Regions from separate parts of the Mus musculus genome. Here regions 1, 2, 3, 4, 6 and 7 are each linked to region 5. Evidence: chromatin loops called from intact Hi-C (ENCODE). Cell type or tissue: left cerebral cortex. All regions are shown on one strand.

Region 1 (4,000 bases), 120 kb after region 5:
AGGGAAGAGGACACCTACTGAACGTTGGGCCCCAGACTATGCAGTGCAAGGGCTTCTCCTCAGAAACATTTCCAAGCTGCTCTTTGAAGTGACTTCCTCAGGACTCGGCGGCCCCGTGTATCGTGGGTGGTAGAGGGACTATTACAGGGAAATGGTTAATTATTCTTTTTATCTGTTGTGTCTTGGTTTTGTTTGCAGCTTGGGCTCTGTTCTCTGTTGCTGAAAGGCAAATTATTAGAAGGGGGCCATTGATAGCACGGTGTCCAAGGAAGCTCAGCCTTGGAAAGGCACTGTAGCTGCAGCAGTAAAGAGCACCTTCATTCTCTTCTTTTAACCAATATTTAGTTTATTGAATTTCTTCAGTCAGTGAGGAAAAGCTGTGGTAGTCTTTATTGTCCTACTTTTGCCTTGTGGCTTAACATTAATACCATACCGACCAGAGACGGTTTGCCTTCTAGTGTATGGGTTTGAAAAGGTTTGCCTTCGTATCCCACTCTTCTGCAGAGTTAGTTCATGCAGGTGCCCTCCAGAACCCTGGGATCAAGGTGAACAGAGGATGTGAAGGCATTAAGTAAGTCGAGCCATCCATTTGAGGGGACAGTGAGGGGGTCAGTGGGTAACGTGCCTGCTGCCGGTACCGGAAGGAGAGACCTAACTTCTGCAATATATCCTTGAACCTTCATGCATGCACCATTATATATGCAAGCAAGGGTGTGTGTGCATGCAGACACATGAAATAAATTATAAAAACAAGAGCCGGGCGTGGTGGTGCACGCCTTTAATCCCAGCATTCAGGAGGCAGAGGCAGGCAGATTTCTGAGTTCGAGGCCAGCCTGGTCTACAGAGTGAGTTCCAGGACAGCCAGGGCTATAGAGAAACCCTGTCTCGAAAAAACAACAACCTCAAAAAGAAATATATATATATGAATAAAAACAAGGAAAGGCCTGTATTAAATGCAAAATGTTCCTTTCAGGTTTATATTTATTTGTTTTCAAGACAGGATGTCACTCTACAGCCCTGGTTGGCCTGGAACTTGCTGTGCAGACCAGGATGGCTTTGAACTCAGAGATCTGCCTGCCTTTCTTTTCTAGTTCTGGGATTAAAGGTATGATCCCAAAATGTTCCATTCACTGGAGCACTAGCTCTCCTGTTGCATACCGTTACACACACACACACACACACACGCGCGCGCGCGTGCGCGCGCGCACGCTTACTCTTCATTTTCAAGAACTGAAACAGGTAATTGTACTCGCTTGGCATGGCTTACTGTCTGTGCACATGGCCAAGTGGCCTCTGGAGTTTTGCAGTCTTCATGACACATCTGTTGTCAACCTGGCCAGACCTACCCTTACTTCTTTACAAATGGAAGCATTTCCGTTTCACTCTTTCCTCTTCTTATCCGTGTATTTGTAGGGATTCACTCTTTGGAGTTAGTTTGGCCACAGGCAGGGGAAATGGGTACTGTAGTAATTATGACCCCCTTGTTCCTATCATGGTCATGTGATCTGTCTAGCTGGCCACAACCTTTGCCAGATGTGGGCCATGGATGTCAGGTTCGTGCTGAGGGTACAGGTTCTGGTCCCTGCACATACCCTCTGAAGCAGGTGCTCTGGAAACATGGCTCTGGCCATCTGTGGGTCAGTGACCACCTGTGTGGTCCTGGACCTCACTACAGCTTTAAAACGTAAGAATTTTGCCTACATGTGACCTTTACAACGATTCCTGCAGGCAGGGATTCTGCCAAGTGCATATAACCAGACATCTCAACGTAGTGCGATAGGATTACCTACTGTATCCGCTCATGGAACAAATATGCACACATTTGTCATACCCAAGGCATGATGTCAGTTACTCTGCAAGGAGTATATCTGAGGAGGCAGGTCTTGGCAGCGATGGTATGTAAGGATTCAGGAGGTGTCGAGGAGAGCTGGCACGTTTGATCTTACTGTGCTTTAAAAGAGGCGAGCACATTGGCTGAGCAAGCAGGGCCATGGAGACCCTCTCGATGCTTAGCTCTAAAGTATGCCTGAATTTCCACAGGCAGTCGTGAAGCTGGCATGCCTTTCTGGTCCATTGCTCATCAGTAGGAGGATCTTCAAGATGTAGCTTCAATGTCTCAAAGTGTGAGAGAAATTGGCATTTGGAGCCTGTGGTTCAGGTCAGGCAAATATAATAGAGGAGAGCATGAGTGTGTGTATACAGGTGGCGTCTGCTCTCGAACTGCAAGGAAGCTACTTTTCTTAGCAACAATAATGTCACGTTGATCTTGAATCTTGTCCAGCAATAAGCCCTGAAAATAAGATTTGAAGTGATACAGGCAGAAGAATAGATACATTTTCCTTTCAAACAAACAAACAAACAAACAAACAAACAAACAAACCAACCTTGAATTTTCCCCAGGACCAAGCGGAGTGCTGATTTACATTCTGAGGAAAGCTGTCTAGTGTTGCACAGTTCCCTTTCAGAAGAAGGAAGAGGGCCATATGAAGGCCTCAGGTGGGAAAACAGAGCAGGCAGGAGTGCAGCTCTCTGGTAAACTGCATGGCTAGTATGTTCAAAACACATCCAATCAAGCAAAAGGCAGGAGAAACAGGCTTGTTGTCCAGTGAGTGAGTGGGTTTCCTTGAGCAGCCTCAAAGTGTTTTCACTTGGTACTTCGTAAAGCAAGGTTGTATATGTGTCTGTTCTTTACACAGGGGTGGGATGCAGTGAGCTGCTGACTTTTAAAGCATCTTGGGATAGGTATATTCACGCAGGGATTCAGTATAGAGTTGCGTTCTCTGTCTCTGTCTCTGTCTCTCTCTCTCTCTGTGTGTGTGTGTGTTTGAGTGCTTAAATATATGCATCTAGTGTATGTGACCTCAACTATCAGGTACTTTCTACTTTTTTATTTATAGCTGAGTCTTTCATTGGACCAGAACTTTGTCACTTAGGCTGGTGTGGTGGTTTAAATAAAATGGACCCACAGGTTTATATGTTTAAATGCTTAGGGGGTGGCACTATTTGAAAGGATTAGGAAGGGTGGTCTTGTTGGAGGACTTGAGCCACTGGGGGTAGGCTCTGAGATTTCAAAGGCCCACTTCAGGCCATTGACTCTGTCTTCCTGCTTCATATGGATGCAGAGGTAGAACTCTTAGCTACCATGTTTGCCTGTGTGCTCCTTGCCATGAGGATAAAGACCTAAACCTCTGAAACCACAAGTCAGCCCTAATTAAATGCTTTCTTTAATAAGAATAACTATGGTCATGGTGTCTTTTCATAGCAATATGATACCGACTAAGACAGCTGGCAAGCCAGCAATCCCATGAATCTGCTGCCCTGTACCCCACTCTCATGGTTCTAGGGTTGCAGGTTTACAGTTCCCCACCTGGCTTGGTTGTGGGTGCTAAGGACTGAACCTGGGCCCTTGTGTTTGTGCCTTGTCGACAGAGGCAGACCCAGACCCAGCACAGACTTGATTTTGTGACTTGAGTGTAGAGCCTCAGGGACCCAAGAGAGAGAATTCCTTCCCTAGCAGGATAGGCAACAACCACAGAAGGCGGGTCCCTGAAGAGAGCAAATCAAGGAGCTGATACTGTTGTAGAAAGGACAGAGAATGCAGGAGTGAAGAAGACCACCAGGCTGATGACTGCCTTTGGGCTTTTAAAAGCAACCACTGGAGAGCCGTGGTGAGTCAGCCTGGCCAGGTGTGCAGGCGGCACCTGGGATGTTTGTTAAGACACCAAGAGGCCACCCCTGGTCAGGAAGCTCTTGTGTCCTCTTGGGTTTGATGACAGATGTTCACAGATGGTGCCTCATTCCTCACCCAAGGTATCAGCCATGGAAGGGCGGTGGCTGCCATGTTCTCCACACTTCTGCTGGCAGCCTTCTAGCATGGTCTTGGCTTTGGCATAGTAATTGGTCCAGTAGCGCTCTCATTGTGGCCATGCACAAACCTAAGAACGCGCTATGGGCAGGGGAATCCAGTGTGGGATTTGAGTGGCTTTCTCCTCTCGAGATT
Region 2 (4,000 bases), 130 kb after region 5:
GTTAGTCCCAGTGCTTGGGAGGCAGAGGCAGGTGGATCGCTGAGTTCAAGGACAACCTGCTTTATAGACAGAGTTCCAGGACAACTAAGACTACACAAAGAAACCCTGTGTCAACACACATATGCACACGAATATGCACACACATACACACACCCACAAGAGGATAGTGTGACCATGTAGCAGTCCCCCCAAAGCTGTGGAGAACAGAGACAGGGCTTCCCTGAGACCTGCCAGCTGCCAGCCTAGTCCAGGCCTAGTAAAATTCTCTGCTCAAAGGAATTGGGTGGAGAGTGGTGTAGGGGGATACCCAACTTCCTTCTCTGATTTACCAATGCACATAAACTTGTGCATGTACATACATGGGTGTATACACTTTCTCTCTCTCTCTCTCTCTCCCTCTCTCTCTCTCTCTCTGTCTCTGTCTCTGTCTCTCTCTCTCTCTCTCTCTCTCTCTCTCTCTCATACATACTCATGCACGAATGGACACACACACACACACACACTTCAGACACTCTGGGGTGCTGTGACTATTCTGTTAGTTGGTGTCTGCATGCTTTCCAGGAGGGTGGGTGAGAAGCTAATGGACTTTGTTCCTTGGAAGGTGTGCGATTTCATCCCAGGCAAAGTTACCTTAGCTCTTCATTCTCCACAAGGTTCTGTCAAGTTTAAAATGTCTACGCAACCCACGATGTTTTCATTTATAACAGGCTGGAGAAAGAATCTGCTAATTTTTTTCCCTTCTAGGTAGACTTCAAAAATTGTCCTGACCTCTTCCCACCCTTTATCTTCCCTGGACCACGCCTGGTAGTTGGAAATTGATTAGTGACAAGCCATCTGCATAGACATGGAACACACTCTCTCCTGCAAAAGGACCTCTCCTTTGAAAAGCCCTTTGTGTGTTTTAAACAGCATTTTAAAGTTGAGTTCTGTTGAGGAAGCTAGAGATAGTCAGGGCTGCAAAACTTACATACCTGTGTTCAAGTATTTAGAAATTTAGATGCTTTGCAGAGATCTGTGTCTTTTATTTTTAATTGAGATTTGAAAAGGAGTGTATTCATTTTATAAACAGAACCTGATTCCTGGTGCTTTCCAGTAATCCCATTAACCTTCTACTTAGAATATGCTTATGCTAGCTATGAGAAAACTCAACTATTGTTATGTAATGAACGAATAGAGTCTATTGACCTGCCTTTGAGAATTTAGTTGTTTACAAAGACAGACAACCCATCTGGTAAATTTTCTGCTTGTTTTATTTATAAGGAAATAGTTGTGCTGTGTGAGTTTTGTGGGAATCCCTTGTCTTTGCTTCTCAGAGATCCAGGGTATAAGTGTGTATGCTGCTGTTCTGACATGCAGGCCTTTCGTGTCACCTGGGAACTCAGATGTTAAAAGATAAGTGGTGGGGAGAGGGAGAGGAGAGAGGTAAGAGAATGGCTGTAGTTTTTACGTGTATCTCAGAAGAAAGACTGGAAGCTGGGGCGGGGGTGGGGAGGGGGTAAGGGTGGCTTGTAGGACTGGCATGCTTTTAACATTCTTGAAATTACTTCACTGTGTCTGTCCTTCCCTTGGCAGAAGGGCTGTGATCTCTCCTGCAGAGCTGAGTCAATTTGCTCTGTTTGCTTGCTTGCTTGTTTGTTTGTTTACAGAAACTGCAAGAAGTTGAGTCTGTGTCCCTTCCTCTGTTTCACTTTAATCAAAATAAGTCTGAGACCGAAGTGCGTTTCTCTTCACCATCCTGATGATTTAAAAAAAAAAAAAAAAAAAAAAAAAAACCAAAAAAACAAAACTCCAGATTTGGGGTCTGAGCTGTTCGATGACATCCTTGCAAAAGCATCTCAAATAGTCATCTTTTTGGTTCAGTTCAAAATTTAAAGATTTATGGGTAGGATACATGTGGGGTGACCTCACAGGAAACTGTCCCCAGACGCCTTGGCTGCCCTGATAGCCCTGCAAAGGCCTGGCAAAACTGTAAGAGGCTGGACCTGAGGGGAAAATGCCTTTCTCCCAGTTTCCTGATCTTTGTGTCTGGGAATGGGGCTGTTTCCCCTCCTGTCCTGCAATCTTATTCCAGCCCAAGGCTGAGAGGACAGGGGAGAGTGAGGAGTCCAGCGTCCTCCTTTGTACAGAGCTGCTTCCACGGGGAAGGTGGAGTGAGGCTGAGGTCCAAGAGTTTCCATTTCTGCGGCTTCCCCTACCCTGTCCTCTCTTGCACTTCCTATGAGTCACCATGGAGATGTCATCTCTTCCCAACCAGCACCTCACTGTGGCTTCTTAGTGTCTTCCTTCTTACCCAGAGTGGATTAAGTAACCCAGCTTCTGTGACTTGAGCTTCCAAACTAAGGATGATCCGACTTACTGTACCACCGCAGGGAGAGGAACTGTGAAACCCTGGTCTTGCGGCTTAGGGTGTTTGGGTGTGACCCTTACCACTCCATGCAGAGAGCCCTTCCAGGTCATCGGGAACATTCTCCCGGCCTGCATGTGGAGCTGGTGTCAGCTGTAACGGACACAAACTCAGCAATAAGAGGAACGCAGGCCTGAAATGTTGTTCCCATGTCTCAAGAAAGCATCAGCTTTGAAGTTGTTCTATGTTCCTGGTTTATAACGTCAGAAATTTCTCCTTTTGAAAATAATCAGTATTGGAATTCTATTTTACATTTTCCTAGACAGGGTCTTATTCTATGTTCAGAGTATCCCTGCCTCAGAGCCCTCTGGTACTGGGATTATAGACGTGAACTCCACTCCTGGCTAGAACACACTTGAAAAGAAAACATACATATATATATATATATATATATATATATATATATATATATATATATATATATATAATACTTTAAGAAATGGAAATGTGTTACATTAAAAATGTGGCCTCTTTATTTGTATCCAGCACTGATAATATGCAGACAGTAAAGTAATTGCTTTGTTTACATATACATTGACTATTTGTGTTTGCCACTGTTTGAGTGGGACAGTCATAGGTTACAGAAGTGATTGAATATATGACTCGATAGTGTGGCTCAGCTCTCTCATGTGTGTCAGAATACAAACAACAGTGATCCTTAGTAAAAATATAAGACCTTGTTATTTTTATAACTCATAGATTAACACTGATGAGTTTTGGCCTGAAGATAAATCCAGATATGCTTGACCAAACCCTCTATATGTATTACCATTAAGTAGACCTCACCGGGCGTGGGGGGACTCACCTTTAATTCCAGGACTTTCGAGGCAATGGCAGGCAGATCTCAGTGAGTTCCAGACTAGCCTGGTCTATATAGTGAATTCTAGGACAGCCCGGACTACATAGAGAGACCCTATCTCAAAATCCAAACCAATCCAAACCAAACCAAACAAACAAAATAAAATTAGAACTCAACCTGAAGAATATACATCGAGTCCTACCTAACAGCTTATTTTTATTAAATTTTTCACCACGCACTTCATTTTATGTTTCTATACATGCACAGGGTTGCATGTGCTGTGGTACACACACAGAGGTCGGCTCTCTCCTTCCAACATGGGGTTCTTAGGGATTGATCCCAGGCCATCATTCTTGGCAACAGCGCCCTTTACCCACTGGGCCATCTCAACAGCCTCCTATTTTTATTTGAAGCAGCATTTGATGCAGAGTAGCCCAGCACAGTCCTCCTTGCTTGTTCCTATGTAGAGTGGTGAGGCTGAAGTTGGGGTCGGTGAGTTTCCAGTCCAGGGCTCTACACTGAGCACGCTGTAGATGGTTTGCTCTCGGTCATTCATTCTAGATCCCGGGTATCAGGACATGCTTAGTGTGGGGGTCTTCACACGCCTCCTTCCACCGAGGCACTTTTAATACAGCGTGTCCCTTTGCCTTTGCTCATGGCTCTATTGTGTGCACCCCTGTTTCCTTGCTGCATGTTCTCCTTACCTGCTGGAAGAAGGGACTTAGGAATGAGTGCTCATGCAGAACAGGGAAGCCGAACACACTTGCTCGGCTTTACAACCGGGGAACTCTGCATTT
Region 3 (4,000 bases), 140 kb after region 5:
TCTTTTGCTCATGTTCCCCTCTGATTTCCTTATGGGATATCTGTTGATGTTCTTCAAATGCAACACCACCAGCGCCCCTGCTCTTAAAAGCAACTGACGAGGGCAGGGCAGGCCTTGAGACGCTGCGAGTGGGCTCTCTTCTTCTCTAGCTGCCATCCTAGCTGCCATCCCAGGCGACGGGCACAGAGCTCCCCAGTCATTCCTCGTCTGTTAGGATACGGATGGATATCGGGATGTCTCCCATCACCTCCTTGTCCTTTTAGGTCTTTAGAAATGAGTCTTTGGCTCTAGTGCAGTTGTGAATAGATGTGCATGGTTTCTAGGAAAGCATTGGGACCCATTGAATTGTGCCTTTGGGAACAAAGGCACTTTGTTTAAAAAGATTGTCCCAAGCTGGAGCTGGAGCTGAAAAGGGGCCCACGTCGTCTCCCGCTTTCTCCTGCGAAGTCTTCGGGAAGCTGATGTTTGCTGAGTGCGCGGCTGTACTCGCTGTCCAAACAGCTCTCTGTTTGCCAACCGGGAACATATTGCTGCCTCTGTGAGGCACTCCATCATGCCTTGAATGGATCCTCTTGTGTTCAGCTTTTCTGACTCAAAGAGGGAGAGAGAAATATTTCTTTCAGGCCTCGACATTCACTGTAGCATCCAGGGTCTCATCAGGCCCTTAGAAGCCAAACATGCCACAGAAAGCACTTCTTAAAGGGAGCGAGAAAGGAGTAGAGAGAAGGGAAGAAAGGAAGAGACAGCTCCATTGAAAAGCCTTTCTTCTAGCCCCCTGTAACCAGCTTTTGTAAATAAACAGGCTCTTTTGGCAAATAGAATTGTGAGAATACTCCCCATTTCTCTGAAGCAGAAATAAAACTTCCTGCAAGGAACTTCCAAGGGATGGTAGGGTTTTTTTCTGCTCACAATTTTCAAGCACACCCTAAGGTACAGTGGTACCCCACGGCAGCATGGAATACACTCATGATGTCCTGCTGAGAAGGTGACAGTTTTCATCACACCTGAGTTTCTCAAGCTGTGGAGGTTAGCTGACGTGAGGGAGTTCCTGTTGCTCTGTAAACTTGCCGTTACATTTTGGAGTTCTAAACTTACATTATACAAAACAGAGAAGATAAAATTTCTGCTGTTACAGTCTGTACTGAAGTCTGTAGTAACTGTATCTTCTGGTAAAGTCTAGTATTTGCTTATATAAACTGAGATCTTGATTTCTGGGAAAATGTAGCCTCCCCTGATGGTTAGCGATCGTTCTGTGCTTTATAGTTTGGGAAATCTTTGTTGAGTGTGGAGGGAGCCACTGTCCCTTTTATAGACTATGTCTGGAAGCATGCAACAAGATGCTGGCTTACTTTGATCTGAATAGGCTACTAAGTACTTGCTATATGCCAGGCAAGCCTTGCTTGGTACTGTGGAGAAGACACAGAGGGCTTTCTGTGGTTGGCTGCCAGATACAAATGGTTTTACGAGTGGAAGGGGAGATTCTCATTCAGCAATAAAACATACTGTCTGGTCTTCATCAGTGAGTCCTCACTGTTGATGAGCGCAGCTGCTATAAACGAGTTCCTGGCTTACTCAGTAGCTGCAGTGTTTACTGCTTTGCTGGTCTGTGTCTTACTCCTTATGTAGTACTACCTGTGCCTGGAAATGGGCAGTTCCAAAGCCTTAACGGCTTGCATCTGGACTGCACTAGTTAGACTAGGAGAGTAAAGGTCAGCTCTGCCTCTGGTGCCATGATGACGGCAACCAGCTTGCTGGTCCAGCAAGCTGAGCATCTATGAGGCCCTCTTGTGAGCGTTTGATGCATACCCACTCTTTTCTCTTAACCAGTACCAATCTTGTGAGATTGATACTGCAGGTGGGATAGTCCTCATCCGAAATGCCCGGAACCAGAAGTGGTTTTGGGATATCTGAGGGTTAAATGTCTGTATACACTGGCACACACATTTTTAAGTTTGGAACATTTTAGATTTCAGAACACTTTGGATTAAGTATGCTTAACCTATATCAATTTCTTCATTTTAGGGGGAGACTGAGGCAAAGAGATAGGTTTAGTAACATGCCCAGGACCACATAACTTATAACTGGTGGAGTTTGAGGTTATAATTCATAGGGGTGTGGTCTTGTCACCTCTGCTGCAGCTATGCAGTGGGGGGCTGGCCAGTGGAAAAGACTGACATTACTCTTCCCAGGACCTTGTTCATCTTCTCTTAATTTTTGGAGTGTGTATTACATCAGCAGTATGTAGAAGTGTATATTGATACCGAAAATCCAACATTTATGAAGGTTAAGATAATTTTAAATACTGTATTTAGTAGGTGAAACAATCTGTTTCTATTATGGAATAAATTTAGTGCTTTATTCATTTCTTGTCTTTTTGTTATAAACTGATTGAATTGTGTTGTGATCTGATAAGTAAAGCTGGCCATTTTGCTCAGAACTAATTGGGAATTTGATTTTGAACCACAAATATATTAATAATTATAAAGTATCTGAGTAAATAAGGATATATATATTCATATATACACATATATGAATAGTAAATTCAATGTATAAATCATACACATAGAATGAGAATAGAATATATGTATAAGGCCTTGTCTTTGTTCGTGTGTGTGTGTGTGTGTGTGTGTGTGTAAGAGAGAGAGAGGAGAGAGAGAGAAAGGAGAGAGAGAGCGCACATTTTCTAATTGTTTTTACTACTGTGTGGCCATATGACTATTGGATAGTGTGATTAGCTCTTTTCAACACTTTGGTGCTAGTCAGGCCTATTGAAGGCTCCTGGGGGAAACTCATTTCCTAGAATTATTTGTACCTAATCTATCCAGAGGTATCAGCCTCTTTTGCCGAGTAGTTGTGGTAAGAGAAGCAGTTGTGTGTATTTTCAGGATTATGAAAAAGCTATTCAGGGATTCAGCTTTCAATTTCAAGAGTAATGAGACTGCCAGCTTGTTTAGGAACACAGTGCCTGGCTTTCATAAATTCTAGATGTTCCAAGGAAAGTTAAAAAAAAAAAGCCCTTAGTTTCAGAACACTGTATATTAAAGTTAACTGAAGTGAAACCCATGACAGGATATGGCAACACTGAGTCCAAAGTATCTGAGCTTCAAGTTCAGTAAGGAAAGGTGTAGGGTATCCTTGTTTAATCGCTTCTGGTTGCCTTGAAATTTGTAATAGAAAATGAACATAGTTTCTAATGTGGTATACCTAGTGCTGAACCTGAAGACAGCTCCTCACTGGTTTGTTAATGGGGCTTAGATATCTGTCTCTGTCTGTCTGTCTGTCTGTCTCAATATCTGCCTATCTATCTATCTATCTATCTATCTATCTATCTATCTATCTATCTAATGTGTATGAATGTTTTGTGTCTGTCTATCTGTCTGTGCTCCATATACATGTTTGGTACCTGTGGAAGTTAGAAGAGGTTGTGGGATCTCATGGTTATGAGCCATCATGGGAGTACTGGAATCTGAATCCAGGTCCTCTTCAAGAGCAGCAAATGCCCTTAACTGCTGAACCATCTCTCTAGCACCTATTATTGAGGATTTTGTGACTGTCTACAGAACCTTTGGATGCTCCACCAGTCTGTAATGGCCCCATGGATTATAGGATAGGGATTTTGTCCTTCCCAGTCTCTCCCCACCCCCCCAAAAAATAGGCACTGTATTTCAAGAATTCTAAATGACATACTTCTAGTCCTAGTCTGGCATCTTTCAAATTGGTGTGTGTGAGCACACACTATAATTAATTATACAGCTAGGCAGCATCTGTTCTTTTAATTTTAAGTGGGATTTTTTTTTCCTTATTGATATACTGGAAGATGGCAAATAGACTGGGCTGTAGGTCAAGTACCACCTGCAGGTTAAGTCAATGGACCACATGGGCAAAGATGACTTCCTATGTTTGGATGATGAGTTCTTTCTTTCTTTCTTTCTTTCTTTCTTTCTTTCTTTCTTTCTTTCTTTCTTTCTTTCTTTCTTTCTTCCTTCCTTCCTTCCTTCCT
Region 4 (4,000 bases), 230 kb after region 5:
TCCCTGCCTGTTTCAGGTAGCCACGCCTCCCGTGGGAAATGAGTAGCTAGTGTTCCTGGGGCTGAAAGGTGTGCTATGTCTGTTCCCTGCATGCAGCCACAAACCACCCCACCCTCCATCTTGACTTGGAAAAGTTACTGTGCCTGTGAGGGTAAAGCGGGGCCTGGCACTGGAAACTATAAATCTACCCAGATGTGCAGTGTCCCCAGCTCCCCCTCATAGGCCTCAGCTATTATATAGCTTGCTGAACACATCTCAAGCCAGTATTTATCTTTGATGTTGCCTAGAGTCTGCCAGTCCTGGAACAACGTCTAAATATAGATGCATGAGCAGACTAAACCATAGCATAGAACCTGGCAAAAGTTCATTTGGCCAGTGTAGCCTTGTTTCTTTTGGTTTTCAATTGAATTTTTATCACATTAAACTATACTGCTGCAGGAAGTGCCCAGCTCAGTGACTTGGTCCGTGTCTGCACTCCATAGCCATGGTCTACCGTAGGTGACACTCTACAATCAACTTCATGTAACTTACTTAGCAGGCAGTAACCACCCTGGAAAGTGCAGGGAGAACAGTGGGAAGAGAGAAAGGATGCAAACATGGCCAGAGAGAGAGTTCGTTCACCGTGGGGTCTGGCACCTTTAGCTTAGCCATTTGTGAATGTGTGTGTTCATGTGGGTGTGTGTGTGGAGTCAGGTGTCATTCCTCGGGCACCGTGCGCCTTCTTGTTTTGTTCTGTTTTGTGTTTTTGAGACAGGTAGGCCAGGCAGCCCCGGGAACCTGTATGGTTGCATCCCCAGCTCTGGGATCGCAAGCGTGTGCCACCTCACCGTTTTCCTGTGTGGACTCCGAGACACAGCTTTAGATCCCCTGCTTCTATGGAGAGCATTTGCCAGCTCAGCCATCCACCCCCGTTCCCCTGAGCCAAGAATGAAGATGTTGTGGAAAATAAACAAGGGGGCATTGCTAATCTATTAATTTCAAGGCAATTGAAAATGCCAGCCAGCTTCAGTGGTCGGTGCCAGTTTGGTTGGACATCTCTTCCAGCACTGGTGGTGCCAAGCTAATTGGGAATGTTAGCCAGAGCATCGCAGCCCCCACGGTGTACAGAGTTCCTCTGGCAGGCAAACGCAAGCCTGAGTTAATTGGGATGCTCGTGAATGATGTGTGTAGAATTAGCCCAGAAGTGCTCAGTTCCTGGAGCAGAAACCAGCCCTTGTAGAAAGTCCATCTTCCCACGTCCCGAGGACAGCTGCCCTGAGGATAGTCAGTAGAGGAAGAGCCACTGGAGAAAGCTTTTCTTACTGTTTGCCATCTTTCTATTACATTCTTTGTCAAATTAACACAAACAGAAACATGCTGTTTTTAAGCCCATTTTAAAGTTTAAAAATTAGTCAGGTCCTATAAACAGAATCAAGTACTTTTTTGTGCCCCTCCCTACCCACTTTCAAGCAGGCTGCGCCTTCGGTCAATTGGCTTTTCTCCTGGATCTCTTTCCCTTTGTGTCCTCTCAGAGAACTAGAAGCCTGCCTAGGGGTGGAGGTCCTGGGGAAAGCTGTTTTATACATGCTCAAACCTTGGAATGGCATGCAAAAAAGTCTCAGCCCAGGGACTGGGAATGTAACTCAGAGGTACAGTGCTTCTCTATCTTGTGTAGGCCTCTGGGTTCCATCCTCAGTATGAGAGAGAGAGAGAGAGAGAGAGAGAGAGAGAGAGAGAGAGAGAGAGAGAGAGAGAGAGAGAGAGAGAGAGAGAGAGAGAGAGAGAGAGAAAGAAAGAGAGAAAGAGAGAAAGAAAGAGAGACCAACCCCAAGAGCAATTTTTTTGCTTGGTCTAAATTGCAGTTCTGTAAAGTGAAATAACTACATTGCCCCCAAGAGGCAGTGTGGATTAATCGCTGTTGTCTAGATGTTTGACTATGACTTTAGCAACTGCAGTAAGTACTTTTTGAAAGCCATTTGAAAGGTCCTTTACTTTATCAGATGGCTTTGAAAGGACATGCCCATAGCTTAGGGCACATAAAAGTGGAACCTTTTGTTTAAGCGCTTGGTCAATGAGGCTCACGGTCTTCTGCAGGCCTCTGTCTCTGTCATGCAGGATGTACAACAGAAGTTGGCTAAAGTTAAGAGAAGAGACATACAGAGTATGGAACTGTAGAACACGATACACAGTAATGGCTTTCAATCACCACATTTTTAACATGGTTACTTTTGAGAGACCCATGTGTGTTACAAGATGGCCTCAGCTTGGCTTGGTAGAGTGGCTTGTGTTTGAACTGCTGATCCTACTGCCTTGCCTCCGTGTACAGGGATCACAGGTGTGGGCAAGCACCCTGTTTGTGTAGCACTGGGCATCAGACCCAGGTCTGTTATACACCTAGTCACATACTTTCATGGACCCTATTGCAGGGATTAGTTCAGCTTGGGAACAGCCGGTCAGCACTGTGAATCCTGAGGGTCAGTTGTGAGGGATCATTGATCCAGTGGGAGTCCTGAGGCAGTTCTGTTGTCTGCTGGAGAGGTCTCTGGTGGCTTGGAGATTTCTCAGGGCATGGCATGCTCAGAGCGGTCATGATCATGGCAAAGCGAATGCCCGAGCATAGAGGCAGACAGTGTGTCGGGAGTGCAGAAGCCCGTGTGTCACTCCTGTATGAGGTTCTGGGAGACAGTCACCTATGTGCATTTAAGGCCTGGAGCTGGAGAGTGACTATTTTTTCACAGATAGGAATGAAAGAATTCCATGTCCACCGTCGCTCCCTGTGCCCTAGGCTTCTCTTGTCTGCCTTGAGTCTTGATAAACCACAGTGTTTAGACCCTGTGCCCCCAGGCTGTTAGATACTAGAGCTCGGACTTTTCCACACAAAAGGCTTTTTCTACTCTTGCTTTTCTGTTGTGTGTTCAGGTGAGAAGGAAGAGCAAGAAGTATCAGAGAGCCCAAGAGGCAGGGAAGGGCACCCCATGCTGACACATGAGAGACCGGGAGGGAGGGAGGGCAGGCTACAGTAAGAAGGCAGGACCCAGATGTGATCCTCAGCACAGCTCAGCAAGCTGGAGGGCCGGAACTGTGCGTGGGCGCCATACCTGGGTGCCTGGATGCCCTGCTCGGGCTTCTTCTCAGTCCCCAGGAGGACAGCCCTGATCTCCTCTCTGCCTTGGTCTGCCGCCCCTGAGAAGCAAGACTGCCCTGCACCCCTCAGGTTGCTCACCACAGCTCAACCAAGAGGGGAGGGTGGCTGTTGGTTAGTTTGTCTGTGTTGTTGTTTTTAATTTGGAGGAAGAATAAATTACTTTTCTAAAGGTATAAACTTTTATAATAACCAACTTTAACTTTCAGCTATAGATTAGAAAGAAGTTTAAATAGGCAGAAAGGGTAAGAAAAAAAATGTAGTGCGGTGCTTAAGATCTTTTGCATGTATGATTTATCCCCAAATTTCACTTTAAGATCAACTGTATAGTAAGGCAGCTGTACTCTTTGGGGGAAATGGTCTCTGTTCCTAGAGTGACCATTACCCCTTAAAAGTATTTGTAGGAGTAGGTCCTGCTCCGCCATGAGCTCCAGTCTCTCACCCCCACCTTTCCATGCTTGGACCATTTGATAGGCCATCAAAAGATTTCACACAAGAGAAAAAAGTCTTTGAATGAAAGAAAGCATTCAGGCTCGACAGGCTTCATATTAAAGAGGTATTAGAAAGAAGAAGAAGAAAACAGACATTCAGCAAAGCTACTGCAGTTCCAAAAGGAGCCACCAGCTGAGACGCAGCAAGTTGGCCTAGTGACCAAATTCAGGGACATGAATCCTGTGGGGCAGCCCACCCCGCCCGCCTGGCCTCCACTTGGCTGGAGTGCCGAAGAGGCGGAGTCAGTAGTGTTAAAAAGCACAGTAAAACAACAACAACAACAACAAAACACAATAAGTAACATTTGTAAAAGACCCCCCCCCCCAAAGTATATAGAAAGTTTGGGGAATGTTTATAAATCAAATACTATTTTATGTTGACAGAGGC
Region 5 (4,000 bases):
GTGGAACACTATAATAGTAGATGCTGGTGGAATTATTCAGAATAACTAAGTAACAGAGGAGGGTAAATTATTTGATCTAATATCCCTGCTTCTAGAAATTTTTTTTTTTTAATTTGCGGGCAGTATGGCACAACCCCTTAATCTTTGACAGAGCCTATGCAGCAGGAATATAGTATATATTTAATTCATACACAATCGATAGCTAGTAGATCCTTTTGCATTTGACACATACAATCCAGATAAATGACAAGAAACAGTCTTTAGGGGCAACAAGATAGCTCAGTGTGTAAAGACACTTGCCCACCGTGTCTGACAACCAGAGTTGGAGTCCCAGAACCCGTGTAAGGTAGACAGGACTTTTAAGTTTCTAAAACTCACACAAAAACCATGGCATGTGTATACCTGAGGTCACACACACATTCATTTTTACAATAGAAATAAAGTATGCCCAAACTAAATATTAATAAAAACTAGAAGGAACTGTCTTTAGTCTTTCGAGTAAAGATGTCTAGCCGGAACTGAAAGGGACAATAGACATTTAAATTTTGGTATCATAAAATTTGCTTATGCAAAATGCTGTGGGAAGTTAAAAGAATAAAAAAAAAATCACTGAAAGATTCTTCTGGGAATTACAATTGGAAAAGGAAATATGTGTTATAAGTGAAAAATAACAAGTCAGCTTTAGTAATTACTGAGCAAATACTGCATTTGCAGTGATGATTCCAGAATCTCATTCAGAGTCTCCCAGTTCTCTTCAGCTCAGACAAGAGAAGCCCCGCTGTGTGTAGCCTGGCTTGGCTTATGGTAAAGGGAGGCCTCGCCGAGCTACCGCGAGCTTGCTCTTGTAGTTGCGCGTGTACTGGGAGGCTTACGGCAGTGGGCGGGGCCCGAATCCCCATGTGGTCCCGACATCATTGACATGGCGGAATCCCCCATCAAACCCTCCTGGTAGTTATTTGAGCAGCGGCGGCGGCCGGAGGAGGCGGCGGAGAGCAGCGGCGGGAGCGGCGCAGGGGACGGCGGGGATCCCGCGGGCGGCTGGCTGGGACGGCGTGGGCGACCCGGATTGCGGGCACCCGGAGCCCCGTTTCAGCCTGAGGGGAGGTAAGGCGTGCGGGAGCGGCGGCGGGCTGCCGGGGGACGTGCCACCCACAGTCGCTCTCGGGTCCCTGCGCTTCGGAGCCCGGCCGGACTCCGAGTCTGCACGAGTGCGCTCCCGGCCCCGGAGCACTCGGGGATGCCCGAGGAAAACTTGGCTGCCGAGTCCCGGTCGCGCCCCGACCGCTCGGCTGCCCGAAGCTCCCGGCCGGGTAGGGGGCGACCCCTCCAGCCCCCGCTCGCTCGGGAAGAAAGCGGAGGATGCGGGGCTCGCAGTTCCCCTCCTCCCCGGGCCGTCGCTCCGAGGAATCCGCTCCCCCGCCCAGATCCCCGCGGCAGGACCGCTGCCTGGGAGGGGGAGGGCGCGCGGCCAGGCCGAGGAATCTTCGACGTGTCACTTTGGGAGGCTGTAGATTTCCATATGGTGGAGGGAGGAGGGCGTGCGTGCGCGCAGAGCTGGGATTCGGGGCTGCCTTGGCCCCCTTGGGGGTGCCGGGCTGTGACCCGGGACCCGGGATGCTCGCGGGGAGGGTCCCTGGGCGACCGGTCGCCCCCGCCCCCGCCGGGGCCTCTTGGGGACACTCCCCGCCCGCCTCTGGCCACCTCTGCGCGCCACGTCCTCCCTCCCCGTCCTGCCCCCTGGGCTCCCCCCGGGCTGGGGGCGGGAACCGGCGGCCGCGGCTGGACTCGGCGAGCCAGGCGGCTGCAGGCTCGGGCGGGGGAGCGGGGCGCGGCGGGAAGCAGAGGACGACCCGGTGCGTGTGGGCCAGCGGAGCGCGGGTCAGTCGGTCAGGCTCGAGGGGCGCCCCTGCCGGGGGTGGGGCGGCCGGGAGACCCAGCGGGTGGAATCCGCGCCCCGAGGCGGCGGGCGGGCTGGGCGGGCCGCGGGGACCGTCTGGTTCGGATGGCAGGCAGGAACGAGCTGCCGTGGGAAGGGCCTGTCAGTCCTCGCGGAAAGCGGGGCCCGGGGCCCGGGGCCGTGACCGCCTAGCGTCCCCAGCGCCCGGCCTGGGGAGCCTGGGGGACTCTGCGAGCGTCCCGGGAGACCTGGCTGGGCCGCCGGGCGGCGCCGCTGGCCGGGCGCCTTCCCGGAGAGAACGGCTGGGGTTGGAGATTTTTCGAATCTCGGCTCCCACCCGGCGATCCCAGACGAAGGAAGCACTGGCATTTTATCCAGACAGTGCGGATTGCAGACTTCCTTAAAAGTTACAACTTTTTATTTTCTTTTCTCTCAGGCCCAGCGTTTTCTTTAAACAAAATGTAGAATTTGGCCGCGATGAGGCTGACGCTGGGGCCAAAAATGCACACGTTTATCTCCATCCCGGCTAGTCCCCCTCCCCCTCTTCCCTCCCAGGCTTAATCATATTTTGGAACTGGCGAGGGCTTTTGTTGGGTGGGCACCCTTGATTGCTTGTCTGTTTATTTTTTAATGTGCAACTAATTTGATTTGAATTTCCTCCAGTTTCCAGGCCTTACTAGGAGAAGCTAGGGGAGAGGGAATGTGCCATTTTTTTTTCTTTTTTTTATAAATGTGGCAAGAGGTGGGGCATTGGGAAAGGGGAGGCACCCTGGTTGTGGCAGAGAGTTAGTAGGAGCAGACAGACCCGGAAGAAAAGGAATCCATTCTGGAATAACATTCTTTTTTAAAACAACAACAAAACAGTACAAAAGAAAGTCAGGTTTTGAGCAAAATTTCACTGCTCTGTTCAGATTTGAGTGCGTGGCGCTCCCGCATCTCCAAGTATCGGCTGGGACCCTGGGAACTTGAGTTATGCCACACAGCGCATGCATGCATAGCAACTCTGACCTGGTTTTGTGACTGGTGTGGGGGCTGTTGGTTCGCTCCTCGTTGGAGGCTGACTGTGGATGCAGTAAAGACTGGGTTCAGTAAATTTCCTGGCTCCCTGGGAGCAGCTGTTGAAGAGGGTAAAGTCCCTGGACATGCTTCTGGCCAGGAGGGCCAACCGGAGTTCATGCTTACCGAGACGCGAGATACGCGGCAGCCTGGCTAAAAGTGAGGCCTCGTTGATTATTGTTTTAAAAAGTTGCTCTCTTAGTATTGTCCTTAAACTTGCATGTGCTTTTCAAGCATTTTATTTTGATGCTTATGAGAAAAAGCGTTTGTGTGACAAGATCGTGTTCCTTTAGCATCTGTTAGCACTGTCGAGATCTTGTAGGGTGGGGGCTGGTAGCATCTAATGACAGTATATACAGTTCCAGAAAGACATTTTGGTAATCTTTTAAGACCCTTTAAAAATAGCTGTGATCAGAGCCTGGGATGTTTGGAGGAGCCCGTCTTCTGTCTTCTGGGGCTTCTAAAGGAATGCAGAGCGTGAGCACCAGCACCTCTCCTGGTTGTTTGTTACACTGGCATTTGTGCCCGTTCTGCCCAACTCTTAAAATTCTCATGATCCACCCGGAAGGGTCACTCACACTTAATTGCTTGTAAGGAAAGTTTTTTTGGGCATTGTATTTTGAGACAGGCTTGGGCTGGCCTCTCCAAGCTTGACCTCCTGCCTCAGCCTCCTGGATGTTGGGTGACAGGTATGAACCACATGCCTGTTAGAGCTTGTACTAATAGTATATTCCTTCTTAGATAAACATGTTTTCTGCCTTTTATACATTACTCGATTAAGTTTTGAATATTTTGATTTCAGTTGTAGTAAATGTACGTTTTATAAACAAGGGCGTCTAAGTTCACAGAAATCAAGGTACCAGTAATTCAGAACATGGCTCAGTGGTTTCTCCAGGGATAGAATGGTTCTGTCTAGATTGTCCTCCTGTAGCCAGGAGGCACATGTAATCGAGCGTTTCAAATGTGGCTCCGTGACTCAAGAATTGTTGTTTGAATTTTCCTTTTTTCCAAATTATTTTAAACTTAAATTTGAAACATAGAACTTTT
Region 6 (4,000 bases), 55 kb before region 5:
TACATGTTCCATACATGCTCCATAGCCTTCAAATTAGAGCCAGGAGCCAGGAGACAAGTATTCGGGTTCAATTCACAGTGGCCCACCTTAATCATTAATGATTAAGCTTCCTTAATCAGGTGTGCCTAGTTCTGCAACATAATTGTGTGTTCTAAAACTTCTAAATATGGATTGCCTTTTTTGGGCCTAGTGAAAACAGAATATTCAGGACTTGGAAAGAGAAGAAAATCTTAATGAAAACAAAACAAAACTTCAATGAAATAACTAAGGGCCTTTGCACTCCAACTTGGCATTAGAAAACAGTATACGGAATAATCAAAGGGGTTAAAGGAGACAGAACACACCAGTCAGTGCTCAAACGTGTATTTACATTTATTGAATGAGAGAAATCAGAATAAATCACCCTGGGAAGGAAGCTAGGCTGAGAGCCAGCCTAATGGCAAAGTGACAAAGAGACGGGCATGGGACAGGGCAGGAGTGTCCCAGCTCACACTCCTACAAAGAGAATGAACAAAGCCAGTGTCACGTGTGGCGACAGCCACTCTGGAGAACCCTGATCAATTCCTGCACACAAAGGAGGTGGAGAAAGGAAGGGAAACCAGGTTCTGTTGGGAAAACTAGCTTCTCTTTTCTCCTCCGTCTTGAATGTTACTGGGACTCCACCAGGAGTCTTCCCTGTGGCTCCCTCTTCTTCAAGCAGAGGCCACTCACATAGCATCTAGTTGTGTTGAAGTCAATCAGATTCTAAGTCCACAGCAAGGCCAAAGTAGCTTGTTTGTCCACACCAGGGCAGAATGAAGGAAGTTCTCACTCTGCACAGGCACAGCAATGTGTCATATCATATTGCCAAGAGCTTGCATCATTTCTAAACTTTCCGGAAGCCTGGATGGGCGAGAGGTCATCTGTGTTTATTTTGCGAAGTTTGGCCTACCAGGAAATGTGTGGGTACAAGAGATATTTCGGGCCCCTGAGACTCTAACTTAAGACACTTAAATCTGGCAGCTTGTGCTATAAGCTTGAGCCTCTAAGTAGGTCTTTGAAAGAGTGGCAAATTGCAAAGAATGAGAGGTTTCTTGGCTGCACGAACCAAGCCACGTATAAAACCCTGTTGCCAAACAGAGACTAGAACCAGATGGCAAGTCTGAAAACACACAGCACGTATTGACTCTTCTATAAAATACTCATTACTGCCTAATCCAGCAATAGTCATTTCTAGAAGAACTGCATAAACGCTCATGAATCCATTTTAATTAAGGTTGTAAATTGACCTTACCAAAAAGAAAAAAATCTTTGAACAGAATTTTTCATGTCAAGTTGCTTTAAGAATATAATGAAATTTCTCCATCATAGGAGAAAAAGGATGCATCTGAAAGATGCAATTTTCATCATGTTGAAAGCATATGTAGTTGTTAGCTGTCCACCAGCAGGCTTTCTCCAGCCTCTGACAGACAGTTAAGGCTATTTTGGTCTTTGTGTCATTAGTAATCTAGCAGGTGACTAGAGTCTTTACCTAGAAAAAAATGGTCTTTCCATGTGGGACTGACAAAGAAAATTCTACACACACACACACACACACACACACACACACACACACACACATATCCAGACCAAATACCAATCACATAAGTAAAGGGTATGGAAAACTTAAGCTAGAGAGGATGCCCATAGCCAGTGCCGAGGGCTGGACAGATGCAAAGGACACTTCTACCCACAAAGGCACAGGATTGATTCAAACACCACCGTTCTTGCCCACTGCGGTTACTAGGACTAGCTCAGGAGATCCTAAAAGTAGAGCGGCATTTTCATCTCCCTAGCAGACAACACTCCTGTTGCACTATTCCAGGGAAGACCATTCTGGAAGCCTCCAATGAGGCGTTAGGGCCACGCGGACAGGCGGGAAGTCAGAAGACTACCTTGAATTGAGAGATGTGCATGCATCAACTACAAACTTTTATCCCTTTCCTGCCTGGGCTTGGATCCAGCTACTTCTAGAAAGTTCTTCCTCAGACACAGATGCACACCACTCCCTAGTTCACGTATCTAAGAGCAAGGACCCTCCGCTGTTGTCCTCATGACTGGCAAGCTCTGCCTCCACCATGAAGACTTCCCTGGTGGAACCAGGCTGCTATTTACAGCAGAAAAAGGCTGAATACTTAGGCCTAACCCCTGACCCCATCATTTTGCTGTTTGACGTTTCTAATACTCCAGAAACTACATGGTTCCTTCTCAAAACTTTACCTCAAGCTGTACAGCCTTCCATCTGGCTCAGTTCCTCAAGGCAATTTCTTCTTGTGACTTGCCCCTCCTTGCATATTGGAGTTGAAAACCCATCTTTCCTATCTGCTTTTAATATAATCCTGACTCACAAATGTACTGCCTCTTCTTAAGAAGTATTTTAAATCTTGGAATCTTTGTGTGTGGGAATGTGCATCCTTGCCAAGCCCGTATTCTTATGTTGCTGGGTAAAGATGCATCTTAATGGCTCACTGTGCATCCTTCCCTCTCTCTCTCTCTCTCTCTCTCTCTCTCTCTCTCTCTCTCTCTCTCTCTCTCTCTCTCTCCCTTCCTCCCTCCCTCCCTCCCTCCCTCCCTCCCCCCTCTCGCTGTGTGTACAGGTGTGCAAGTGTGCATGGAGGTCATAAATCAATCTCAGACATCATTCCTTATTTTTCTTCCTGAGACAGGCCTCCCATCGGCCTGGAGCTTGCTGACTTGGCTAGGCTGGCAGTCAGTAAACCCAGTGATCTGCCTGTCTGCATCTCTACCGTGCAGGTGCTACAACTATGCACCGCTATTCCTGGCTTCCAGACAGGAATCTTGGGGACCAACCTCAGTTCTTCAACCAAGCAGGCTCCAGAGACTGCAAGGGTCCTGAAACTGCCACAAAATAGAGAAGAGGCTTCCAATCTAGAAACATTCTCAATAAAAAAGAAATCAAAAGTAAGCCTCTAGTGCCTGTGTCAAACTCCATTGCTAGTCATTGTCAACCCTCCAACCAACTAGCATAAAACAGCAAATGAGCAAATGACAATATAATATTAATAATAAATATTTTTTTAAAAATGGGTCATTCAAAATACTATTCAAAGAGTGGTTGAAAAGAGTCACCTCTCAGGTAAAGTGCCTTCTACGTAAGTGGAAACCCTGAGCTCAGATCCCTAGTGTGGTAGTGTGAGTGATGGAACAGCCGGCAGAGACAGGTAGATCCTATAAGCCAGTGGGCCGGCCAGCCTAGCCAAATCAATGAGCTTCAGATTCAGTGTAATACCCCACCTCGAAAAATAAAGGAAGAGATCAATTGTCTTAGTTATCTCTGTGTTGCTGTGGGAAAAAAAACCCAAAAAAAAACAAAACAAAAACAAAACAAATTAAAAAAAAAAAGTTTGACAAAAGCAACGTACAGGAGAAAGGGTCACTCGGACTCACAGGTTGAGTCTGTCAGGTCAGTACGGAGATGTCAAAGTGACAGGAACTTAAGGCAGCTGGTCAGATCAAATTCTCAAACAGGAACAGACAGCCATGAATTCATGGTACAGTACAGTTCCCTGACTCTCTACACATAATCCCAAGGTTCCAAGGGAATGGTGCCACCCACAGTGGGCATGTCTTTCCATTTCATTTAGCCCAGTCAAGACAATCTATCCAGACAAGTCCAGAGGCTAAATAAACCTAGGAAATCTCTCTCAGGTGTGCCCGGTGACTTTTCTCTTGCCAGATTGTAGATTCTATGGGGTCAATAATTAACACTAAACAGAATAGCTATTTGTGAAAGACCCAGATGTCAACTTGTGGCTTCCACACATGCACAGACTGCCACGTGCACTTGCATCCACATGCACTCGTAAACACACATACCAGCAAGCACATACATGTGCATACACACATATGCAGGTAAAATTATTAAGAGTCACTCTTAAGCATATGCTGAACATGCAAAACGATGTGAGTTGGCTTGTGGGAAAGCAGGGGAACCTCTTTGGGCTTAATGTGCTCCCAGGGA
Region 7 (4,000 bases), 240 kb after region 5:
AACCTACACCCTGGACATTCAGGAGGATGAGAACGTGAGTCCCACGGTGTGCACGCCTGCAGAGCATCCCGGCCTTACTAACTACCTCAACTCCCGGCCACTCTCCATTTCCATCAGGGCCATCATCCCTGGCCTTCCCAAACTCAGCAAATGAGTCATCCATTGACCCCAGATAGAATCAGCCAGCAAACCTTCCCGAGCCCTTCTTCAAAATTTCCCTGAAATCTAACCAACTTTGCCGTCCCTCCTCCGTGCCCCAGCACAATATCACCACTGTGTGCTGTGGTGTAATCCCTGCCACACAGTCACAGTTCGTGGTACCCACCAGCACCCTGGCAGGGGAGCCTCAGCTCTCCAGTGCCTTCCCACCCACCCACCCGGGCCTGTGTGCGTGGCTTTGTCACAGGCCTTGTTGCTTATACCGCTGTGCCCAGCCTCATGAACTTGCATGTCCTGTGCCCTCTGCAGGGAGGGCCTTGCAGATCCCTAACTCACTTTCCCTGGCTTCCTTCCATGTCCACTCTGGAAAGTCTCTGTCATGTAGAAGTGTCCTATAGTTTATGCTGGGCATGTGGCACTGGGCATTTGAAATGTGGCTGCTGACCTACAGAGCTGAGCTTTTAACTGATTAAGTTTGAATCCCGAGAGCCACATGTGGCCACCATACTTCATCAACCCGTGCTGCTGTGGCAGCCCCTCAGGAGCTCTGGCAGCCTGCCCGCACGCCTCCATACGCCTTCCCAGCCTCCAGTGCCACACTATGTGCCTCTGTCTGTGTTAGGGTTTTCTTTCTTAAACTGCCTCTTTAGCTGACACGTAAGAGCTTGTGGACCAGGCTCTGCACACCTTTTAGCAGGGGGCATTCTCTTGAGTCTGAAGGGAGCATGATGCTCAGAAGGATGAGGGAGAAGGAGGGAGGGAGGGAGGGAGGGAGGGAGGGAGGGAGGGAAGGAGGGAGGTGGGGGAGAATGCTATGGCTTGAGTTCGGTGTATTCACCTGTATTGGTAAGGGCTACCCTTACAGGAGTGTGTCCTTCCCGTCCAAGCCCTGCTTTCCACCTTACCCAGAAGGGGGCGCCATGAGCTCAGAAGCCTTGCCTGTCCACTGTTGCACCACCTCCCTGTTGGAATGTGTCAGCTTCGACTCAACAGGCTTTGCTTGTGACAGATCTAGTGTTAAATAAAATGTTCAAAGTGCTTCGACTTTGTTATAATAAGGCTGACCTGCAGTGTGACAAGTGACAGCTGCATTTAGCTCTGCATGCTACCCGTGGCACCGTGGGACCTGCACTCTCTCAGCAGTGGCTGCCAGACTTCTGGCTACTGCTCAGAAGACGAAGTCATAGCACAGAAACCCTGGACCCTTAGGAATCGAGGCCCCGACGTTATGATTCTGATGTTGTAGTTCCAATGTCTCTTTCTGGCTTTGCCTCTTCAGGATAGCCATTTCCACCCAAAATACACTGGAGAGGACCTAACCTGTACTGTGAAAAATCTCAAGCGAAGCACACAGTATAAATTCAGGGTGAGTCTTCTCTGTTTGTCTAACGTCACTTTGACACCTCTGCACTTACGTTTCAAGTGGAGTCTGCAGGCCAAAAGGGGGCAGAAATGGACAGCACTTTCAAAGTGCCACTGACCCTATCAAGCACCCACCAGATTTTAATTTGAAAATAGAGTTTCTGGGCAGGAACCCGTGTAAGAAGATGCTGTAGTGGGGTTGCCTTAGCCAGGGCCGATGCGCGGCTGAGAAAGCCCTGACCAGATGCCTGTGTCCCTGCACGCACTGGCACCCGCTCCTTTCCTGGGCTTTACACCACGTGTGTGGCTGGAAAGACCCTCGGATCTTTCCTCTCGTGTTTGTTTTTCTCTTCTCTATCCCATTCCTTCCACAATTTAGACTTCCTCAGTTTAGGCCACTGGTTCTCAGCCATCTTGATGCTGTGACCCTTTAATACCCACAACCATAAAATTATTCCCATTGCTACTTCATCACTGTAATTTTGCTCCTGCTATGCATTGTGATGTAAACATCTGCAGTTTCTAATGGTCTTAGGAGACCCCTGCAAAAGGGCCGTTCGACCTGCTGGGTTGAGGGACCTTTGCTTATAGACAGTCACCAGTAACATTGCAGTAGGGATTCATGTCACAGCTGCAGACTTGAAAGCTGCTGCTTTGCACTGTTCTCAGTGCCTTTCCGTCACAGCGTCCTATGTTGGTCATGTGCACGACACCCTATTTTCTTGCTTGCCCTGAGGATGCTCCGCCCTCCTTTCTCTAATTTTAGGCCTTAGTAATTTAATTTGGCATTTAGTCACTTTAGTATTTGTCAAATTATCAAGTGGAATGTTGTGACTGACTATTTGAGGAATATAATTGTGTCTTGGTATGCTAAAAATACTTAATCTTGGCTCCCAGAGCATAGCTGTACTACTGACATTGTACACAAGGTGGCACCATCTGCCTTTTCCATAAATAAAGTTCTGTCTAGTTTATCCCTGCGTTTTCTTCTCATCAAACAGAACAGAATAAATGGAAACTACTGATTTCATATACAATACCACTGCAGCCTCCTCCTCCTCCTCCTCCACCTCCTCCTCCTCCTCCTCCACCTCCTCCTCTTCCTCCTCCTCCTCCTCCTCTTCCTCTTCCTCCTCCTCCTCCTCCTCCTCCTCCACCTCCTCCTCTAGTGAAGCATGGTCCTACTCTCTTCCAGGAGTGCCTGGCACTGGCTGCATAGCCTAGAATGGTTCCAGACTCAGTCATCTTGCCTCAGCCACCCTGCTTGTACCACTACCCTGGGCTTATATTTTCTCTTGTAAGGATCTACAGATGTCTTTAGCTGAAACCTACCTTTTGGTTTTATTTTTAATTGTTAATAACCAAATTTAAGTAAAATAAGTAATCACAAACATTGAAATCAGCAGTCTCAAGACAAGTGACTGGGTCGATATGTGTCAGTCTGTCTGTCCATGTCTAACCTTGCAATGGTACAAAGTCCCAGGAGACTTCATAGCCCATAACCAACATGTGCTAATGTGTCCGTGTTTGCTCTGCAGCTGACTGCTTCCAACATGGAGGGGAAGAGCTGCCCAAGTGAAGTCCTGGTTTGTACAACCAGCCCCGACAGACCTGGCCCTCCAACCAGACCCCTCATTAAAGGACCTGTCACATCACATGGCTTCAGTGTCAAGTGGGGTATGTCTCCTGCCCTACTACTGCCGTGACAAACCAAACACAAGGGGAATATATCACCCGTGAGGGCTTCCTGCATTTATTAGACATTTGTGAGGGCTGGAGGGGCACTGAATGTTAATATATAGTCTCATGTTAGTGGACTTCTTACGTGAACAATTTTAAGAGGATCTCATTTATTTCATATTTTCTATGTTACATTTTTCTCCTTTATTTTAAATGCTTTGTTAACTTGAGTTTGAGGATTTATGATAATTCATTCCATCATGGCTTACCTTTTAAAAAATCAATGAAATTTAATATAAAATATTTCTAAATTGAGATTGGATTTCAAATCTAGATATGTAATCCTAAGTAGATTTTTTTTTAACATACAGAGTGTTTAAGTTGCAATAGAGTAGACTTTTGCTTTTGTGCTGTTTGGGGTGTCCCTGTCCGCCTCCCCCCTCACCCCCCACCCCCGTGAGTTCCACGGTTTTCACGTGGGCTGAGGTGACCTGGAGGACACTGACACTCAGCTCTGCAGAGCCGGTCATTTCAGGGAAACGCATGTCACTGTGCGACTGTAGCACTTGTAATCATGCGTAAGGCTGTTAGGACACGCGTGCTCTGCACTGGTGTCCTTTAAGAATATGTATGAACAGCAAGTGAAGGGCAGAAGCGAAAACATTAGAGTTGTAAGGTAATGTACCCAGGGCGCAGTTTAAAGCATTGTGCGTCGTTGGAGACCAAGCTCGAGCATGCTGTACTGAGGCATCAAAGAGCTCTGAGGTCGGCTTCCCTGGAGGACAAGGATAGGTAGGAG

Evidence for each region. Peaks named below come from ENCODE experiments on the same cell type or tissue, not always from the same donor. Only the 100,000 strongest peaks of a DNase experiment are listed, where the experiment ranks them.
Region 1: a loop joins it to region 5, with 2.0 times the contacts of the local background. A loop is called at or near these places in 5 of 42 quality-filtered maps.
Region 2: a loop joins it to region 5, with 2.8 times the contacts of the local background. A loop is called at or near these places in 10 of 42 quality-filtered maps.
Region 3: it touches region 5 in a loop (4-fold over the local background); 11 of 42 quality-filtered maps call a loop at or near these places.
Region 4: a loop joins it to region 5, with 4 times the contacts of the local background. A loop is called at or near these places in 12 of 42 quality-filtered maps.
Region 6: it touches region 5 in a loop (2.0-fold over the local background); 4 of 42 quality-filtered maps call a loop at or near these places.
Region 7: it touches region 5 in a loop (3-fold over the local background); 11 of 42 quality-filtered maps call a loop at or near these places.

The regions. Positions count from the first base shown.
Region 1 is chr3:27,588,881-27,592,880 of GRCm38, reverse strand. The region is part of intron 3 of Fndc3b (fibronectin type III domain containing 3B); the gene reads left to right. Among named protein-coding and RNA genes, the nearest start is that of Mir3092, 5.9 kb to the right of the region's middle. In left cerebral cortex, no CTCF peak of the experiment used is centred here; a DNase peak (open chromatin) is centred at 1,903.
Region 2 is chr3:27,582,965-27,586,964 of GRCm38, reverse strand. The region is part of intron 3 of Fndc3b (fibronectin type III domain containing 3B); the gene reads left to right. Mir3092 (microRNA 3092) reads left to right here and starts at 1,970; the gene lies at 1,970-2,065. In left cerebral cortex, no CTCF peak of the experiment used is centred here; a DNase peak (open chromatin) is centred at 2,270.
Region 3 is chr3:27,570,187-27,574,186 of GRCm38, reverse strand. The region is part of intron 3 of Fndc3b (fibronectin type III domain containing 3B); the gene reads left to right. Among named protein-coding and RNA genes, the nearest start is that of Mir3092, 13 kb to the left of the region's middle. In left cerebral cortex, a CTCF peak has its summit at 1,793; DNase peaks (open chromatin) are centred at 489 and 1,766.
Region 4 is chr3:27,475,819-27,479,818 of GRCm38, reverse strand. All of the region lies in intron 11 of Fndc3b (fibronectin type III domain containing 3B), which reads left to right. Among named protein-coding and RNA genes, the nearest start is that of Gm32738, 4.7 kb to the left of the region's middle. In left cerebral cortex, CTCF peaks have their summits at 1,887, 3,533 and 3,733; DNase peaks (open chromatin) are centred at 203, 1,068 and 1,900.
Region 5 is chr3:27,708,224-27,712,223 of GRCm38, reverse strand. It overlaps Fndc3b (fibronectin type III domain containing 3B), which reads left to right and starts at 1,772. Exons shown (of 26, transcript NM_173182.3): 1 at 1,772-1,878. In left cerebral cortex, CTCF peaks have their summits at 972, 2,145 and 3,452; DNase peaks (open chromatin) are centred at 1,436, 1,821, 2,202, 2,871 and 1 more place; H3K4me3 peaks cover 2,837 bases; H3K27ac peaks cover 1,556 bases.
Region 6 is chr3:27,763,092-27,767,091 of GRCm38, reverse strand. No RefSeq gene overlaps it. Among named protein-coding and RNA genes, the nearest start is that of Gm42194, 13 kb to the left of the region's middle. In left cerebral cortex, no CTCF peak of the experiment used is centred here; DNase peaks (open chromatin) are centred at 1,036, 1,909 and 2,345.
Region 7 is chr3:27,464,900-27,468,899 of GRCm38, reverse strand. It overlaps Fndc3b (fibronectin type III domain containing 3B), which reads left to right. Exons shown (of 26, transcript NM_173182.3): 13 at 1-34; 14 at 1,439-1,525; 15 at 3,060-3,198. Among named protein-coding and RNA genes, the nearest start is that of Gm32738, 16 kb to the left of the region's middle. In left cerebral cortex, CTCF peaks have their summits at 1,064 (motif pointing right) and 2,431 (motif pointing right); DNase peaks (open chromatin) are centred at 1,123 and 2,426.